Linked DNA regions of Homo sapiens: region 2 is linked to region 1. Evidence: chromatin loops called from intact Hi-C (ENCODE). Cell type or tissue: IMR-90. All regions are shown on one strand.

The links. A loop is a pair of places that touch in the nucleus more often than their neighbours do. Peaks named below come from ENCODE experiments on the same cell type or tissue, not always from the same donor. Only the 100,000 strongest peaks of a DNase experiment are listed, where the experiment ranks them.
Region 2: a loop joins it to region 1, with 2.9 times the contacts of the local background. A loop is called at or near these places in 9 of 110 quality-filtered maps.

What each region holds. Positions count from the first base shown.
Region 1 is chr1:119,077,930-119,082,929 of GRCh38, forward strand. The region is part of intron 1 of WARS2 (tryptophanyl tRNA synthetase 2, mitochondrial); the gene reads right to left. Among named protein-coding and RNA genes, the nearest start is that of WARS2-IT1, 33 kb to the left of the region's middle. In IMR-90, no CTCF peak of the experiment used is centred here; DNase peaks (open chromatin) are centred at 2,862 and 3,552; H3K4me3 peaks cover 174 bases.
Region 2 is chr1:119,132,125-119,137,124 of GRCh38, forward strand. The region is part of intron 1 of WARS2 (tryptophanyl tRNA synthetase 2, mitochondrial); the gene reads right to left. Among named protein-coding and RNA genes, the nearest start is that of WARS2-AS1, 5.8 kb to the right of the region's middle. In IMR-90, no CTCF peak of the experiment used is centred here; a DNase peak (open chromatin) is centred at 2,067; H3K27ac peaks cover 136 bases.

The DNA.
Region 1 (5,000 bases):
ATAGCAGCAATAATTTACTGAACAACTATGTTGCAAGCATTTATGCCCAGTGCTTTACATATATTAATGCATTTAATCATTTTAATACCTAATATGGTAGGCATATTATTACCTCCAGTTTATAGATGAGAGACGTGAGGCTCACAGATTTAACTAGATTGCCCATGGTCACACAGCTAGTAAGTGGTGGAGTTGAGGTTTCAGGCCAGATATCACTGACTTCAAAGCCCATGTATGCTCTCTCTACTAGCTACTATGCTTTGCTTAGCTACCATCTATTAAGACTTTATTATATTCATTGTATTAATTTTGCAACTTTTCAGTCAGTTTAAAAATTTGCAAAATAAAAAATTACAGGGACAAAAAAGACCATTATTATACAGGTATCTTAATGTATTATGAGCCAAGTTTCTCTAGTGTATATATCTAGGAGTAGAATTGCCGAGTCATAAGGTATGTATACGTATCTTCAATTGTAGTACTTCAATATAGTGAACTATTCCTAAGTATGTAACATTATACACTTTCTACCAAGTTCCTGTTGTTCCATATCCTCATCAACACTTGGTATTAGCAGTCTTTTTATTTTTAGCTAATCTGATGGAAATGAGGTAGAATCTCATTATGGTTTAACTCTCTTTGATTATTAAAGAAGTTGGGAACTCTTTTTATGATTACTACCTATTTTTACCTCCTATTCTATGAAGAGCCTATTTAAATTATTTTGCCTGTTTTTCTCAGATTGGATTGTCTTGTATTGATTTCAGAATCTGTACATATTCTAGATGCTAATATTTTGTCAATTACATGTAGGGCATATATTGTCTTATTGTATGGCTGTCTTCTATTTATATTATCTTTTGACAAAGATAAGTACTTAATTTTATGAATCAGATATATAACTTCTGATAACAGATTATTGTATCATAGAAGAAATCTTTCAATACCCTGCAGTTATGAAGGTGCACGTGTGTGTGTGTGTGTGTGTGTGCATATATGGATACATACATATAGCTAGACACACACACACACACATATGCATATACAAAATGTGTGTGTGTGTGCACTTTGAAGTTTTATCTTTACTCTTCACATTTAGGTCTGTATCCATCTGGAGTTTTTTTGCATATGGTGTGAGGTAAGCATCTAATTTCTTCTTTTTTTCCTATATGAATATCTGATTATTCTAGCACCATTTATTGAAAAGACTGTCTCTTCCCACTGCTTTGAAATTCCATCGCCATCATAAATCAAGGATCCCTCTATGAAGAATCTGGTAAGGGTCTGGTCTTTCAATTCTGACTCATTAGTCTATCTGTCTGTCACTGTGTCAGTATAACATTGATTTTTAAAAATATGTCTTGGAACCTGCTAAAGTGAGGCTTTCAACCTTCTTTTTCTTCAAGAGTACTTTATCCATCCTTGGCCCTTTATACGTATCAATATATTTTAGAATCATCTTGTCAAGTCTCAAGAGAAAAAAAAACCCTGTTCATTTTTTGCTGCTTCTTTTTAGATCAGATTAGAAGCTGCAATTGCTGGTTGGGGTTGCTGACTGAGATCACACTGCATCTATAGATTGTTTCGGGGAGAACTGACATCTTTATAATATTGAGTCCTCCAATCCAGGAAGCCACAAGCCATGTTAAGTCTTTTTTATACCTAATGCTAGCTCCTGAGAGCTAATCTACTTTTGATATGTGAGTGCCAAGGTTACTTAAATTTGGCACTTCCTTTTCCCCAAGTATTCCAAATCCTACAAATATAGTCTATTTTCCTCTCAACTCCTAAGATGATAGCCCTAAAATAGAATGCTACATCATAGTTCCATGGTCCAGAATTGTGCTTGATCCAGGAACTGAGGAGGAAACCCAAATGATCTGTGGCTCTGAGGATATGAAAAATATCTTTCAGGTAATTGAGAACAAATATAATCTTACACTCAAAATCACAAACACACACATAAAAGGCTTTCAAGTGATGAAATCCCCAAATCATAATCTAGAAACAATATTTTTAAAATAATTCCTACTTGAGAATTGAGAGAGAGAGAGAAGTTAGCATAGAATGAGTACCTATTAGCGAGGCTTCCTCCAGGACCTAGGAACCCTAACCAGCTCTGGATTCCTGATATGGGAATAAGCAAAGGAATTTTCAGTGCAGTAAGAAATGATTAATGGGCTTTAGGGACTGATTGATGAAGAGAGAAAGCAAAGCAGAAAAACAAACTCTGAAGTTAATAAATGGAAAGGAAAAAAATACCATCCTGAAATACTTGACCTAGGAAGATAAGGGACTGTTTATGGTAATGTAAAGGGTTATAAAGACCAGGAATTTTAAGTTGAAAATAATAGGAATATTTTCACATATATTCCTCCATCTTCAAACTCAGAAATTATTCCCCAGGAGAAATGGAGAAAACAAATTCTTGAGAAAACTAGAAGAGAAAAGCACCAGAGAAGAGACTGTGGGAAAAAAGTATTGTGACCAGTGGGAATGGGCTAGAAATGATCTAATACATCTTTTCCATTCTCTAGTTCCTGGGATTCTATACATTAGTGCAGAGGGAATGATATTATCAAGCAATGAGACCAACGAGAAGTGTTTTGTTCAATTTTCAAGGCGCTGTTAAAAAAATACAGCCTCTAAATGGGAACTGGATACCTGGTCTTAAAAATATACAGAGAGCATCCTGCTCTTCTGCAGTGAGTTTATGTTCCCGTCTGTTCCCTCTGCAGGAGTCAGCAGGCGGCCTGACGGCATGGCAGGGGAGACATGCCAGGTACCATGAAATCATGGGGTTGGAATGTGGAGTTTGGGTGGTGGGAGGATGGGGGTTCTGTGTTCAAAAGCACTAGAGTTAGAAAAGAATGAAAACGAAAGGAGCTTGGGCTTCCCATGGGTTTGGACAAGAGACAAACCACAAAGAAAACAGCTTCTAGCCTAGCCCACAGGCATTCATTCAAGGGGAAGCCTGGAGCATCAACCTACAATTCCATCACAGTATGCAGAGGATTAAAAAAGAAGCATGTTAGAAAGTAGGTCTTCATTTCATTTCAGGCATATTTCCCTGGTAAATGCCACTTCCAGCCTATACATTTATTGGCTCATTTTTATAACAGAACCAGCAGTACCAAATCCCTGGGGAGCTTCAGCTCTAGGATTTGACATATACTAGAAGAGAGGGTGGGTATTCAAATCAAAGGTAGAGCATACTTATCATTTTGACAGACATAGCTGAAACTATTCCTGTTGTAAGGTACTGAGCACATCCAAAATGTGTAATTTCCTTAATTTTCTTACTGTACTCAAAAGCAATTGAAAATTCCCAAGTTATTAATTATGGCAAAAGAATTTTTGTGATTAGGAGAGCTTCTGTCTTTAATTTCAAGTGAATAAGATCCATCAAAAGAAGGCTGCCTACTAGCTTTGAAACACTTTCAGCTTCAGTACAGTGGTGAGAAACAGACTTCAACTAAAGATTTCAAGACTCTTCTTACAAAGTCCTGCTTGTATCCAGCTGTAACAGCAATTGTTCATTCATCACACTTGTTTTAACTACAGTCAAAGGTAAACCACAAACTTGGCTCAATGGCCACACTATGTCTTATTGGTTACATAAATGGCATTTTATCACAGATTGTAATAAAAAAGTATTCAATAACATTACCAGGTAATTGGGATGAAAATCTCTTTCTATAAGTCTATTTATTCTTCTCATTGTATATAAATTTTAAAATATTGTTTAAAGCTGTCACTCCTTAGCTCTGTTAGTGTTTCTCAATTCTATCATCTACATTGCCCTACTATTTCAATCCTACATTCCTGAAATTATCTTCAACATTTTCTTGAAAATGCCTCTATTGGCAATTAAGGATTGAAGAGCTGAAACAGAGAAGACCCGGCGTGACACTGGTGCTCCTCTGAAGGTTTGGCCATGCCTCAGCATTGTTCTGCTACAGTCAGCTCTTTCCTCCGGAAAGCACTGGAGAGTCCAGGTCTGTTAAGAAATGCTCACTCAGCACCAAGAAAAATGGGTTCATCATTTCTAAGCATCTGCTTAGAAATAAAACCAGATGCTCAGACCTAGGAATCAATAGAGTAAATATTAATTCAGTATAAGAGAAAGAAGGTCCTACATCACCTCCAAATAAGAAAAAATATGGAGGCCAACAATTAAAACTGAAGGAAAAATATTTTTAAAAAGAAAGAAAAAGGAGTGACTAACCAATTAGACTGTGAGCTCCTTAAGGGCATAAATGATAAGCACTTAATATGTATTGTTAGTTCAGTAAAAGAGTTTAAAAGGAATCAACTTAATTCTTAAAAATATTCCCCCACAGGCTTATTTAGGCCATTTTCAAATTTCAAGAGTTACACATCTATTTTCCTTACACGTGCTGTACCTACCATCCTTCTATCATGTGATGGAATGCTTTTGCACATGTATTTTCCTTCTTGTGATGAAATTTAGCTATCAGAAACATGCCCTGGCCCTTTCATGTACTTCATCTCATGTAGTGAAGGTAGGAATCATAGGCATCATTTTCTAGGGAAGGACACTGCTAAGTTAAATAACCTGCATAAAGTCACAGGCAGGTGAGTCAGATCTGGATCTGAGCTCTTGCCACTGGACTCCAAATTCTATATTCCTTCCATCACACTGAACTGAATGCAATTTAGAACTTCTTGGCTTCAAGCATCCCACTCCCACCCAACCCCTCTCCCCAACACACTTCTCAGAAGGGGAAAGTGTACCATGGAGATGTTAATGAAAAGGCCAAGGGCATACAACTAGTGGCACAGCTGGAGCCACAATTCAGAACTCCAGTGCTCTGGCCACCACACCACATAATGTTCTTCCCCAGGTGCCATGTTTTGAAGGTGTGACCCCCTCAAAATTCAAATTGAAAATCCCCACTGTGGTAGTATTAAAAGGCAGGGCCTTTTAGAAAGTGATTAAGTCATGAGGGTTCTGTCTCATGGATGGATTAATGCCC
Region 2 (5,000 bases), 54 kb after region 1:
CACATGAGACAACTGAGGTTTAGTGAAGTCAAAAAACTGCCTGGAATCACATTTAAAATGTGGTGGTAGAGCCAGGCCTGGCTGATCCAAATAGTCATGCATGGTCTACTTTCCCCCACTTCCTCTTAATGAAGAGCCAGTCAACTTATTGAGTCTGGATGTCTCATAGCTTAGTGGCATGGGAGTAGCTGGAAGGTTGCCAGCCATGGGAAAAGCCAAAGTTTGCCAGGTAGCTAGTAGCCAGTCGGTGGGCCAATCTGACTCTCTCCCCAGGACTGGCAAGAGTTCCACACAGTCTGGTCCTTTACATCTCCCTTGGGACTCCAACTTCGCACTGCACACTTACCCTCAGCCCAAGAAGCCTCTTCTCTTTTCCAGCAAATTTATGAACTGGCTGCTCAGACCATTCTCCCCATGGGAGGACAGGAATCCAAATCTGCGATTTGAGTAAACAGCTCCATTTCCCTTCACTATTATATTCTCCTGCTTCCCAAAAGGGGTCCAAAGTAACGTGGTGAATAAAGAGTAGGCTTTATTCATATAATAAAGTTGAACACTCCATGCAAAGTCTCTGTTCATGAGGAGTGTGACAAAAAGTTCATGAGAAGCCCTTTGTTTGATGTATAAAATGAATTCTGTTCAATATTGCTAATTTTAAAGCCTCATCACCATTCTAATTAATATACTAATATACTCACCTTAATACTCTATAATTAATGAATTATAGACCTCTTTAAGAACTCCTTCAAAGGACAATCTTTCAGAATCAAATTCTTCCTTGTCCCTTGCAGAAATGGCCCACAACACTATTTTCTTACTTCCCACCTTCTGACTGTACTTCTGCCACTTCTTGAAGAAAGCACTCTAGCCATAAATCCCAACTAGACCCTAGATAGTGGTCCCTTGGTCAGCCATCAACTTTAGCTCTCACCACCTCTCCTCTACCTGCAGGGCTCTGTGCAGGTTGCCCTTTTAGCTATAGACTGTGTATAAACAGAACTTCCTACATGCACCTTGGGACTCATGTGTTAAAAGCCCTTATTTTATACAAGGTAATCCTAGTGGTAGTAGCCAAATAGAGACATGGAGATAAATTTACAAGACAGCTTTGCTTCTTCCTCATAATTCATTGAGCGAAACAAGACTGTAAGAATAGCAACAACAAAGGATGATTTATAATTTCTACTCTACATGTCACCATGGCAAGATATATAAGTGACTTTCATAGAACAGATTTAAAAGTTACAAGGCAGTTATCAGCAAATTAACATGTGTACTTTGCTTCAGAATTTATCATCATTGTAGTTAGTGCACAGGGTTTGGAATCAGGCTAGCTGGGTTTACATTTTGGTTCTGACACTTGCTAGCTATGTAACCTTAGGTTAGTTATTTAACCTCCCAACATCGTCATCTATAAAATAGGGCTAATAGCACCTACCTTATTGAGTTATGAGGATTAAATGAGTTAATGAATGTCAAATACTTAAAACCATGCTTGGCACATAGTAAGCATCCAATGAATGTTTGCTATTATCACCACCACCTCCATTATCATCATGTTTAGTAATAACTGAAATTATCATGGTACTATCAGACCAGGGCCCAAAAATGAATTAAACATTAAACTAATTTTAGTACAAATAGGATAACAGTCACTGAAGTAAAACTTGAAAGAACACTGATATTTACTTTATATTCATCATCTTGCAAAACTGGTTAAAAAAAATGGGAAGGCACAATAAAAGTTTAATCAACGAGTAAAAATTTTTGATGGCTAAATAGAGGAACTTTGTATATTGTATTCAAGAGTAAATGAGAATGTGAAGCATTCTGAAAAACTACAAAATGCTGTATTAAAATAGGATATTATTAAAGAGAATAGATTCCACTTTAAAATGTTTTACAAGGTAAATGTTATTTTATTTTATACTTTCAACTACCTTACTGAAAAATCTACACCTATCATCTCAAGAAAATGGGATAATAAGCAACCTAACCAAGGTCATTCAGGGCTCCATCCTCAGTGAGTCACAATCAGAACATGAAGATAAGAATGTGAAGGAGAAACTGACATTCTTGCATGCTGTTTGGTGCATCCACAAAGAATGCAAAAGATGTAGAAGTGGAAGTTGTAAGAATATCCATGAATTAAAAATCAGATTGGCTTCACTCTGCTTTTTAGGAGGCAAAGGGGCAAAAAAAAAAAAAAAAAAAAAACAAAGACAAAAACAAAAAACAGTTCTTTAGTCAACCAGAAGTCGGTTCAATTAGAACTTTCTCAATTAGAAATGGAGCAGTAGCTCTAGAAAAAAAACAGAAGACTGTGTGGCAAGAAAAAAAGAAAGCTACAGATGAATTTTGGTTAATGAGTAGAAACCTAACAGAACTCAGGTGATGGGTCAGTGCAAGGACCTATAAATGACCTTGCTATGCTCAGTAAGCAGAGAAGTTCAGGAAATCTGTGAAGCCTCTGAACTGGAGAAAAAAAAGATAGAATATTGTCAAGAAATGGTAGAGAGAGAAAACTAAATGCCTGAGCAGAGTTAAATTAAGTCAAGCTGGAGTCAGCATATCATCTCTGTGCCTATAAATTATCTCTAGGCATCTAGGGTCTCACAGTGTGGCTGAGCAGCTTCTACCCTAAAGGAGTAAATTTCTCTGTTGAAATTTAGGAGAAAGATTTAGGCCTCATATTGTAATCTTCAGAAGAGAAACTCTTGAACTCTTGAATGGTGGTATTAGAATAGAGTCAAGAAAAGAACTAGAGTAAGTGTTCTCTGTGAGGAGGCTAGAGGCTAGGTTAGTTACAACAGTGACAGACTGAATCCAAAGCATTATCTTTGGGCACAAAGATCAGCATGTTTGGCAGCAGTAAGCTGTAAAAAAGAAAGAAGGCAAGAAAAGGAAAGAAAGTTGTTTGACTGCTATTATCTCATGTACTCTTATGTAGCTTAAGATCAATAGAATACTGTATTGTAGTTATAAAATATATACACATCAAAGTAAATACTCTCAAACCACTCATTTACGGTGCAGCTCCTTAAAAATAATCCATCCATCATATGTGGTCCTGATCAACAAACTTACTTAGATATTTATGGAAGCTGCAGTATTTTTCAAACTACATCTTAAGAAATCCAAAATTGTGTGGCACTGTCTCAGGAGCCCCTGGGTTGTGGAGTGGGGCGGGTAATGGGGGAGAGGGAAATCAAACAAGCAGGGCTAAAAATACTCCTCTGCTTCTTAAATCAGAAAAGCTTTGCTTTTATCTGTTTTATATAACAGGGATTCATGTAAGATTTCATTTGATAAAAGACTACTGGTAAGGTGGGAAAAGCATAGGCAAGACTAGGTTTGAACTGTGTCACTGCTATTTACTTACTCTGTGACTTGGGAAAATTACCTAAACTCTCTGAATCTTAGTTTCCTCTTTTATAAAATGGGATGAATAATATTTACAAATTGTTGTATGAAGTAAATAAGATAAAGTATGTAAAACACATACCATGAGACTTTAGCACATAGCAGGCACTAGCTGTTAGTTCCTTTTCTGAAAGACATGGAATATAGAGATAGATAGATTAGATAGACAGATAGATAGATAGATAGATAGATAGATAGATAGATAGAGAGATAGAGAGAGAGAGAGAGATGGGTTTTGGGGTTTTTTTGTTTGTTGGTTTTTCAGACAGGATCTTAACTGTGTAGTGGCACAATCGCTGCTCACTGAAGCCTTCCTGGGCTCAGGTGATTCTCCTACCTCAGTCTCCTGACTAGCTGGGACTACAGGCATATGCCACTAAGCCCAGCTAATTTTTTGAATTTTTTATAGAGACAAGGTCTCACTATGTTGCCCAGGTTGGTCTGAAATTCCTAAGCTCAAGAAATACACCTGCTTCGGCCTCCCAAAGTGCTGGGATTACAGGCGTCAGCCACCGTGCTTGGCCAATAGATGTTTAAATAAATAAATAAATAAATTTGTATAAAAAATATATATTTGTCTGTGTGTGTGTGTGTGTGTACATATAGTTGTAGAAGCTTCTGCAGACAGCTCTTCTGTAACTTGCAGTCATTCGAAAGATATACTGAGCAAGAATTTGGAGGTCAGCAGCATCACTCTCTTCAGCATTTCCAGGCCATGGCTGCCGTACTATCTGCTAGCATAAATCCTCAGCATTCAGCTACAGTTCTTCCTTCCTCTATATTTTCAACAGTTACTATCAGTAGTTTTCATTAGCTCCTCAAAGCTATATTGCAAAGAATTTAAATATTATTATCATTTTAATAAACTAGGTCAGTTCACAAAAGCAACCAACCACAAAAGCACTTTAAACAAATAAGACTCACCGACTGAGATTAAAAGGAGCTTTAGAGTGGATCCACGCAACACCTTTTTTTGCCATGAGAGATGAAGTAACCTCATCAAACTGGCAGAGTAATCAACTAGCAAAATTCCCAGATGATTGTAGTAGCTCTTGAACACATACCATGCTGATTAGCTCATGTTGCATGTTGCATGAACAATACATGGCAGAGAAAAGCTAAAAGTCAGTGGGAACACTATGCCAATTTAATGTCATTAACATTCCAGAAACCTACAATAACAAATACTAATTGCAAAATATGGAATGAAATGCCTACATTAAATCTTACGATCCTAATTCCACCATTGTGTGACATTGGGCAAGTTACTTAACCAAAGACTATTTCTTCACGTTTGAAATAAGGTGGCAATACCTGCCTCAAGGCCTTGTTATGAACAATATCTCTTCGTGGTATTCTTGCCAAAAATCCATAACCTCAGTCTAAACACAAAGAAAAATCAGACAAACCTAAACTGAGAGACATTCTACAAAATAACTGACTGGTTCTCTTCAAAAGTGCCAAGGTCATGAAGGAGAAAATGTATGCATTAGAAGAGACATGAAAGCTAAATGCATTGTGGGACCCTGGATTTGATCTTGGACTAAGGAAAGGGACAGTGAAAAAACTAGTGAAAT